Linked DNA regions of Mus musculus: all the other regions are linked to region 2. The links are chromatin loops, found by intact Hi-C in ENCODE. Cell type or tissue: heart. All regions are shown on one strand. Region 1 has its middle 47 kb from the start of Gm29506. Region 2 has its middle 16 kb from the start of Mir30a. Region 3 has its middle 33 kb from the start of Gm29506. Region 4 has its middle 33 kb from the start of Mir30c-2.

What was found. A loop is a pair of places that touch in the nucleus more often than their neighbours do. Peaks named below come from ENCODE experiments on the same cell type or tissue, not always from the same donor. Only the 100,000 strongest peaks of a DNase experiment are listed, where the experiment ranks them.
Region 1: a loop joins it to region 2, with 6 times the contacts of the local background. A loop is called at or near these places in 5 of 42 quality-filtered maps.
Region 3: it touches region 2 in a loop (6-fold over the local background); 6 of 42 quality-filtered maps call a loop at or near these places.
Region 4: a loop joins it to region 2, with 2.7 times the contacts of the local background. A loop is called at or near these places in 3 of 42 quality-filtered maps.

The regions. Positions count from the first base shown.
Region 1 is chr1:23,187,028-23,189,527 of GRCm38, forward strand. No RefSeq gene overlaps it. Among named protein-coding and RNA genes, the nearest start is that of Gm29506, 47 kb to the right of the region's middle. In heart, no CTCF peak of the experiment used is centred here; a DNase peak (open chromatin) is centred at 974; H3K27ac peaks cover 1,707 bases.
Region 2 is chr1:23,255,009-23,257,508 of GRCm38, forward strand. No RefSeq gene overlaps it. Among named protein-coding and RNA genes, the nearest start is that of Mir30a, 16 kb to the right of the region's middle. In heart, a CTCF peak has its summit at 1,048; DNase peaks (open chromatin) are centred at 1,093 and 1,833; H3K4me3 peaks cover 1,807 bases; H3K27ac peaks cover 2,090 bases.
Region 3 is chr1:23,201,466-23,203,965 of GRCm38, forward strand. No RefSeq gene overlaps it. Among named protein-coding and RNA genes, the nearest start is that of Gm29506, 33 kb to the right of the region's middle. In heart, no CTCF peak of the experiment used is centred here; a DNase peak (open chromatin) is centred at 1,206; H3K27ac peaks cover 1,359 bases.
Region 4 is chr1:23,323,242-23,325,741 of GRCm38, forward strand. No RefSeq gene overlaps it. Among named protein-coding and RNA genes, the nearest start is that of Mir30c-2, 33 kb to the left of the region's middle. In heart, a CTCF peak has its summit at 1,185 (motif pointing right); no DNase peak of the experiment used is centred here.

The DNA.
Region 1 (2,500 bases), 68 kb before region 2:
GTTAGAGAAAGGACTGAAGGAGCTGTAGGGGTTTGCAACCCCATAGGAGGAACAGTATCAACCAACTAGAGCCCCACAAGCTCCCAGGGACTAAACCACCAACCAAGGAGTACACATGGAGGGACCCATGGTTCCAGTCGCATATGTACCAGAGGATAGCGTTGTTAGGCATCAATGGGAGAAAAGGCCCTTGGTCCTGTGAAGGCTTCATGCCCCAGTGAAGGGGAATTTGAGGGTAGGAGGTGGGAGGTTAGGGGGAGCACCCTCATAGAAGCAGGGGGGAGTATGGGATAGGGGGTTTCTGGGAGGTGGGGGGGCACCGGGAAAGAAGATAACATTTGAAATGTAAATAAAGAAAATATCTGATAAAAGAAAATATCTAATAAAAGAAGAAAAAAAGAAATAAAATTGGGTTTTCTGGGAAAAAAATGTTCATCATATTAGAAAATAATGCAACATTTCCCTTCAAAACTGTGAGTGTAAAGTCTACCTTTACTCTAATGGAATAAATTAAATACATTACCACAGCGTGCCCTCTCCATCGACCTCTCTCTGTCCCCCACCCCCATGCCTGTGTTGAGCACACATTGGCTATGGTTCAACAGGGGCACTGGTTACTGGTTACAGCACTGAGTCTCTCACAGGGAGTTTCCAAATGTGGCGATAATACTTTACTTTCAGACCCAAGCTCTCCAGAGTTTATACATGGAGACTTTAGTAGGGGAGTGATTTTGCACACACTAATCATTATTTCAATCAGCAACAAGGAGAAAAAGGATGAAGGAATTCTCCACGGAAGGCGTCCCTTCTTGTCCTCTTGTGGGAAAACATCAGAGATCTCTAAGGCTACTTCCTCCTGTCCTCACTGCTGGGTTTGTGTTTGATTTGGAGGAGGGAAGTGTTGTGGGGGGGGAGGTGCAGGGGTTGGTTTTTTAAAGATTTTACAACTAAATGACTTGGGACACTGGATTTTTGCTACAGTAACAACTGCAAATGGATATTTATATAGCCTTAGGTCAGCCCCAAGAGCTTAAGAGTTTATTTTTAGGTCTCTGCTTGGCCAAGGGGGAAGCATGGTAAATGAACCTTATGTTCTTACATGGGCATGCAGCTGGACTCAAGTCTGACAGGAGGCCCTGGAGAAGACTCGGCTTTATTACAGAGACCCAGACAATGGCAACATTACTTCTGTTTGTTTGGCTTTTTCTCTCCCCCTTTTTTTTTTTTTCTCCATACTTACTTTCACTTTTAATATTTGTGGGCCGTAAATTTCTTGAAGATTAAAAAGGAAAAAAGACAAAGACTTTTAAGAAATACAAATACAAAACCTCGTAACTTGAGCTAATCAGTGCTTACGTGCTTCCTGGCATGAAGGCCCCCAGACACAATTCAGGCTAGTGTTTGAGACATGAAGCAGCATTATCTACTGTACTGGCTGGTTTTGTGTGTCAACTTGAGACAAGCGGGAGTTATCAGAGAAAAAAGCTTCAGGTGACGAAATGCCTCCATGAAATCCAGCTGTAAGGCATTTTCTCAACTAATGATCAAGGGGTTGGAGGGGGGTCCATTGTGGGTGGTGCCATCCCTGGGCTGGTAGTCCTGGGTTCTATAAGAAAGCAAGCTGAGCAAGCCAGGGGAAGCAAGCCAGTAAGGAACATCCCTCCATGGCCTCTGCATCAGCTCCTGCTTCCTGACCTGCTTGAGTTCGAGTCCTGACTTCCTTTAGTGATGATGAACAGCAATGTGGAAATGTAAGGTGAATAAACCCTTTCCTCCCCAACTTGCTTCTTGGTCATGATGTTTGTGCATGAATAGAAACACTGACTAAGACACCTACACATCAGTTTCAAGGCTACGTATGAAAAAAGACCACAAAATAAATCAATATAGTGAAAATAATTATCAAAATGTAACATTTAGAAATAATTGGTTAAATCAAATGTATTGTTAATTTACACCTCTTCTTTTTCTTGAATTTTATTTATTAATTATATTTTTGGTGTCCTTTGTTTTGCTCTGTTTTGAAATGGGATCTCACTATGCAGCCTAGTGGGCAGCAGACTCACAGAGAGGTCAGCTTGCCTCTGCCTCCCTGTGCAATTATTAAAGGCACTGGTGGGCTCACCAGGCATCCTGCTCACCAGGCATTATTGTTCCTTTTAAGGTGTGACACAAGACAAACTTTAATCACATACTGAAGTCACAAGATCTTTGCTCCACAATGTGATAGAACACAAGATTTAAAATCCAGGCTCTGAAGTAAATTCACCTGGGTTCAAAGTCTGCTGCTCTGCTGTTCCGAGGAGACCTTGGTCAAGTCATGGGTGATCTGTGTTACAGATTTACTTATAAATTGCCAACCCTGTATCACAGGTTATATGACCGTGAGCTCTGCTCAGAGCTCAGCACAAAGAAGAAATTCAGAGAAAGGTGCTTGAATTATTGTCTTCAGAATCCAGGGACTGGGAGGCCGTTTTAGTTCCTCTCTGTTTGAGAAACA
Region 2 (2,500 bases):
CCTCATTCCATAGTTAGTAATGCTGTTTGGGGAGGCTTAGGAAGTGTGGCCCTATTGGAGGAGGTATTTCTCTGGAAGCTGGCTTTAAGAACACAGCGTTCCTTGCTGTTTTGAGTTGCCTTTCTTTCCTTCCCGCTTGGGGCTTAAGATCTGAGTCCTCAGCTTCTGTTCCTGCCACCTGCTACCCCGGCCCCCAACTCTGTCATCATGAACTCTTATCCCAAGTGGAACTGCGAGCCCAAAGTAATCCTCCTGAAAGTTGACTTGGTCCTGGTGGGTTTTCACAGCAAGCACGTACTAGCTATAGAAAATAAGCAAACATCTATGCTGCTTCTATGTAGTGCGACTTTGACCGCCATCTTAAACTAATGCCTTTTATAGGTAGCCAGAGATATCTTACAAATATATCCTCTGTATCTATACGCTTCTATTCAGGTATTTCACTCAAGTCTCACTGAATATAGTTTGTGCGACTTTGTTTTAGAAATAAGATTCTCAACTGGATACTGTGATGAGCTTTTGATGCCAGCACTCAGGAGGCTGAGGGAAGAGGATATTGGGTTAAAGCAGATTGAATTACACAGAAAGGCCCCATCTCAAAACAGCAACATAACAATAAGGTTCACTTTTTAAGTCCTAAATGCAATTTTCCTTTAGGAAAAGAAAAATCATATATGCCACTAATGGTCTGGATTTTTATTAGAACAGAAACTAGCAGGTTTGAGATACCTGGTGCTCTGGCTAATTCTTTAAGAACACAGATGTCCAAGACCGCAGAAAAAGCAATTTGAGTGCTGTCTGCTTATGCATTCCGTTTTCTAATGCGAGACGCCTTACTTAACTTTAAAAATTAATAACGTTGATTAATAATGTTCCAACCTATGTGTGCAGCTCTCTTGCATGAGAGCAGTCTGGGTTTGAGGGCGGAGATCTTGCTGAACCTCACAAGCACACGTCACCTGCCTACAATGAGGGCAGTCAGGCTCCAGACCTGCCCAGGCCTACTCCCTCGCGACGCTGCCCGGCCCGACTGGACTTGCTCTGGGCGGCAGGATCAGGTCCCACCTCTGGGCTCTGAGCGGTTCGCTCTTCGAGGATCAGGGCGGGTGTGTAGCCGGAGTCGCTTCCTATTGGCCGACTTGCCGGGCGTCCGGACATCTGATTGGACGGCCCCGCCTCCCCACGGGCTGAGCTCATTGGACGGCGCCAGCCGAGGGGGCGGGGCGCGTTCCCCCCGGGTTCTTGAGCGAGCGCGCCGGGCCGCTGAGCCGGGCTGAGGCGCGGGAGCGGGGCTGCGCGGCGGGCTGCGGAGGTAGGGAGCGCGGCGGGCGGCGCGGGTGGTGAGGGCGGCGGGCCCGCGGCTGGCTGCTCGTGCCCCGCGAGCGCCCCGGGCAAGAAGAGCTCGCCGCAGTCCTTGGCGGGCGGGGACGGAGCTGCGGGCGCGCCCAGCCCTCCACTGTCCTGTCAGCCGCGGCCACCACACACACGCACACACAGACACACACATTCACACACGCGCGCGCACACACACACACACACACACACACACACACATACACACACACACACAAAGAGCGCGGCGGCGGTGCGGGGAGGCTCGCCCGGGCCCGCAGCGCTCAGGCCGCGGAGACAATGCGGCGGGCCGGACTCCGCGACGTGCGAGCCGGGAAAAGTTTGAGGCTTCTCCTCAGGCTGGGCCGAGCCGGGCCGCGGCTTTGGGGAGCCGGCTTCGGGACGGGGCCCGCGAGCTCGAGCGCCTGCGCGGCCCGAGGCGTGAGGAGAGCCTTTAATACTTTTTTTTGGAGCGGGCGGGGAGAACAAATACAAGTGCGGTCGGGCGAGAGGCGCTGGCGTGCCGCTGACGCGGGGACGGTATCCGTGGGAACCTCTCGGGGGCGAAGGCTGTCCGGGGCCTGGCGGGGGCGGGGTGGAGAGGTTAGAAGGTCGCAGAGCTGCGCTGCTTGCGACTGGCTCTGCTTGACCTTGGACCAATGATTTAACCGCTTAGATCACCTCGTGGGTGATCTCGGAGGCGACAGCCGCTCGAGTCTTGTAGCTTTGAAATGTGTCTCCGATGGAGATTTTTTTTTTTCTTTTCTTTTCTTTTTTCTCCAAGCCTCGTTGTGGTGCGGGAGTTGTGAAATGGTAGGCCGGGATATATTTATATGCACCCGGGACTCACCCTTCAGCCTTTCTCAGAAGTAACTTTTAAGTCGGGTGGCTTAAACACACCGATCCTTCCAGAGTGCAAAATAAGGTATCCATTACTTTATTTGCAATTCTTAAGACTGGTCTAGATACCCTGTTCGAAGTCCTTGAAGTCCTAGGGCCAGGACAGAACCAATCCTGAGGGTGAAGTGGCAGGTGCCCCCAGCAAGCCCTTCTCCAGGCATTTTGGAGAAGCGTGAAGTATTTATTATGCAAAGGAGAGCATAAACCAGGGCAGGCGTTTGTGTTTATGGCGTTGGTTTCTGTATCACTGGTTTCTACTGAAAAGTTT
Region 3 (2,500 bases), 54 kb before region 2:
TCTAAAATTCATGAGCAACTTCAAAAACACAGACGTAGAAGACAAACCATTGAGCCTAGACATTAGAGAACTAGGCACCTCTAACAAAACTGGCGTGTGTCCTATTTTTGGCAGCAGAGAAGTTTAGAATTTGTTGGGTTTCTACAGTGGATCAAGAGGTAATTTATATGAGATTCTTCTTGCGTGTGTACGTATGCATGTGTGTGTGGAGGCTGGAGGTTTACATTATATACCATTCTTCAGTCACTCTGTCACCATATTACTTTAAATTATGTAATTTATTATGCTTGTGCTTGTGCATGCATGAGTACATATAACAACTAGCCACATAGAGGTCAGGGGAAAACATTTGGTTGTTGGTTTTTGCTTTCTGCTCTGTATTCCAAGGACAAACCTCAGGCCATCAGGTTTTTGTGACAAGTTCCATTAGCACGTATACCATCCTGCTTGCCTCTCCATCTGATTTTTTTAAGACAGGGTTTTTCACTGAACCTGGAACTCATTGATTCAGCAATAGAATCCCTGGTGACATCTGAGGAGCCTTCTGTCTCTACCTCCTTAACCTCTGGGTTTATAGATGTATACATGTGGGAGCTGAGGATTAAACTTGGGTCCTCATTCTTGTAGTAAGCTTGGTAGATTAAACCATCTCCCCAGCATGTGTGTGCGCACGTGCACACACGTGAATACATCATATACACCCACCCACACCCACACCCACCCACACACACACACACACACACACACACACACACACACACACGCACACACACACATACTTTCTCTCTCTCTCTTTCTGTTTGGGTTAAAAATAGAAATACAGATAAAAAGTAAAAATAACATCAAGTAGAGACCTACTGTGTAAAAATTGTCACTTCAGATCAGAATCCAGTCCAGTGTGTAAGAAGGCTCTTGATGTGCTTGCTCAGTCTTTTAAATATCCCTCTATTTTATTCATTTTCCCTTTAAAAGACAAAACAAACCAAAAAGGGAAAAAAAAGAGGAAGCAAGTTATATAATCTACACCCTGGATGTCTAATCATTTTTATTTCTTATTGCAGTTTGAATTAGAAAGGAACACTCAGTCCCAGAACATGGTAATTCATCTCCTGTTTCTTTGTCTGCAGCAAGAACTAGGAGATAGTTCAGAGCCATTGCCAGTCAGAAAATACAACAACGCTGCACTCCGATCTCATCTGTTTACTGGCAGATCACAGGCCACTTCCCTCAAATCTCAGACATCCTGTTAGGTCTGAGAGGCTCCATCCAAGGATACCTAGAGAACTTCAGAAAAGAAAGGGCATCTGAAAAGCCCCCTCTTTTTTGTTCTTTGAACAGAGTTGAGTAAAGTTTTTAAAATACTCCCCACCCTTGTTCGTTCCTTAAGGCAGCACCAAGATGTAATTTGAATGGAAGCCAGAAGCAGAGACACACTTAATATGTGAATGCCGGAGGAAGTGGTTTCCTTAGCAATAACAGGCATGTGAAAGTCAAAACTTCCTTTCCTTCCCATGTGATTCCCCCCCCCCCTTTTTTCAAAGCAATTCAGATAGAGGACAATGGAATTGAATTCCAAGCACCCACAGTGTTCATGAATTGCTAAGCAATGATTCACCAAGTACCCAAATTACTCCAGACTACTTGAGCATTTTATTAGTGAAATTGCTTTGTTTTAAAACTTTCCTTCCTCACTTCATACATCAGTTTTCCTCATTCCTGTAGGCCACTTGTCTGCCACTCTGACAAAGCAGAGCTATACCAAGCAATCACAAGTAGGGGTTGATACAGGGTAGAACAGAGCCAACTCTAGTCATAACTCATCTCTCCCTTACAGAAAGTAGAGACACATACAGAAAAAATATCTTTCATAACTGAAACATGCTGTTTACTAGGGATAAACATTATGAATTAAATTAGTGGGGATTCCTTCGATTCCAGTTTAGAAACACTTAAATTTTCATTCATGGTAATTACTGATTTGTCTTGACCCACTCATTCTAAAGGAAAACTGGAAAGGGTTAGGGGTTACGTGGGTCTTACTGTAAGTAGCATGTTCTGCTTGGTCCTTGAAGTTAAATGGTAGTGTCCTATTCAAAAATACAGCAGAAGACCATGGCTTAAGTCTCTCTTGTTCCTTCAATTAAGTTGCAGTGTTCTTAAGGAACACACATGACTGTTTTATGAAATTTCTCTTTGTAGTTGGCAAACTGTGAATCAAAAAGTCACTAACACCATTCAACTCAACTTCTTAGCAATTCTTTTTCAATTTTACCCTTTTTTAAAGGTTACTTGTATGTTGGAAATGCTGCATACATGTGAATGCAGGTGCCTGCTGAGGCCTGGGTCATTGAGGCCTGGAGCTTGAGTTAGGGTAGTTGTAAACTGCCCTACTGTATAAGTATACTAGTCTACAGAAGTAATACGCATTTTTAACTTCAGCCCCATCATTGAAATGCTATGAGATGCTTGCAGTCTAAGCTGCCAGACAGCCCCAGGCCCT
Region 4 (2,500 bases), 68 kb after region 2:
CCAATAAAACTCACTGAAGCTGCCTCCAAATTTAACATTGTAATTTTCAAGGAAATTTCATCATTTCTTTTGTCTGTGACTATTAAAGATGCAGTTAGCTGTCACATCGAAAAATCCCGTATATAATCCCCAAGTACAAACACCCCGCAGTGCACACATCTGAGAGAATATGTAACAAGAGACGCATAATGGGAGCGAAGTTGTGAGCAGTTCCACTCCCAACTTCCGCATAACCTCAGTGGGCTGGCTCCCCAGCGCAGCGCTGAGGAGACCGGATACTGGACTGGGAAAACAATGTCGCTGGAATATTGACTGAAAGTAATTTGAATAGAATTAAGATGAATCTTTTCCTAAAGCCACTTCATTCTCTTTTGGGTTGTTTGCATCGCTGTCAGCAGGTACAGATGCCTGGCTCTTTCAAAAAAGAATCCTTATGTGAAGTATTGAGTGGTAGAACTATCCCCAGTCTCTTTAATGGCGCTCATCTCCATTGGGGATTCTGCAAAGGACACTGTTTGCTACCAAAGTAAATCAGTATTTCGAACGTTTCTTTTGGTTTTTAATTCTAGTTCCTATAAACATTTCCACCATAACTTGAGGCAAATTATACGGAAGCTGTTTCTTTTTTTCTTTTTTGATTTTTTGTTTTTCGAGACAGGGTTTCTCTGTATAGCCCTGGCTATCCTGGAACTCACTCTGTAGACCAGGCTGGCCTCGAACTCAGAAATTCGCCTGCCTCTGCCTCCCAATTGCTGGGATTAAAGGCGTGCGCCACCACGCCCGGCTGCTTCTCTTAAAGTACAAACCACCCCAAAAATATCAGTGTGCCTACTGCTGTAAGTATTTCGCTGGCTTTTATTTTTAAAAGGTTTAAATATCCATCCACCCACCCCAAGATGGTATAACATTACATAAAGACAGATGAGGCAATGCGTGTTCTGTGACCTTTGAAGCATTTAAGTTACTGACATATTAGACCCAATTTGAATTGAATTCACAAGGTTTCTTATTTGTACAACTCCATGGCTTATTTTAAGTATATAGATACTGGCTGGTGGTTTCAAAAGCACATTTTGATGACTGAAACAGGACAGGAATGCTTCTTCAAACATATTTTCGTTATTGCTTTTATTTCTAAAGAGCATCTAAAATGTTACCAGATATTCGGCTGTAATGACCGAAAATAAACAGTAGAGGGCACTTTGGTTCTCTAAGAAAATAAATTGTTCCAAAATCTTTTGTAAATCGGCAAAATAACGGATGCAGTTTGGACTACATGAGAAGCTTAAACAAAAATGTAAAAATAAAATAAAATAAAATAAAATAAAATAAAATAAAATAAAATAAAATAAAATAAAATAAAATAAAATAAAATAAAATAAAATAAAATAAAAATCTCTGCTTGCTGTGAACAAAGCAAAGCTGTCTTGGGTTAACTGAAGCATCTTTGTTTAGTCAGCCTATAAGGAAAAAGACTGCCCTGCAGAAGAAAAATCAAAACCATTCTGTGGGCTACAAATTGAGGCTCCATCATATCGAGAATATTTCATTTAAGCAAATAAACAAAAAAACTCACATTCAGTTTGAAATGGCCTGACATACTAAATGTTTCTGACTTAAATCAGTAGTCGTTGCTTTGTCTTGCTTTAATAAAATGCTAGGCAAAAAACAACTTGTGAGTGGAAGGTTTTATTTGGCTTGTAGTTTGTGACCTACCGTCAGGGCAAACCAAGGCTGTAGCTCCAGACGAGAGCTGGAAGCAGAAGCCGCTGGATGCTTACTGCCCTGCTCCTCTGGTTTGTTGGGCTACCTTTATGATACAGCCTTGTCCCACCTACCTAGGAATGCCAACTCGCATAACAGACTGAGACATTCTATACCACTAGGAAGCAATCAAGGAAATGTCCCACAGGCCAATCCAATAGAACCGATAATCCAATAGAATAGATTCCCTCCTTGTAAGTGTACCTACATTTTCATGAAGTTGACAAAAACGCACCAAAACATTCACCTTATCTAGGCTTTCTAGACATAAAGCGAATGTTCTCACTGCCTAAGAAGTAGTGGTAAGTGACAGTGTATGCTTCTTCTATATTGGTTGACACTCCTAACAGTTGGCCTATGGATTATGCAATATTTAGTTTCCTCTAGAATCGTCTTTATTACCATCCTTGTCATTCTGCTCATAAGTCATTTTGTGGCACAACGGCTTCCTTGTGCTACGTACAAATTTATCCTAGTTTTATATATACACAAGGAACACTAAATGGACTCCTGAGGTTGTGTTTATATATTTATGCATATATGTAACGATAATAATTAAAGAAAAATAAGGCCATGAATTTGTGGGGGAGAGGGAGCAAAGAGGAGACACAGGGAAGGCCAGAAAGACAAGAGGGAAGTTGAAATGATGTAATTGTATTTTAACTTAAAACTTAAAGTTGAAAATGAAAATGTGAGAGAGAACACGCCAAGTAAGGTAATAGACAATTAAATCTAA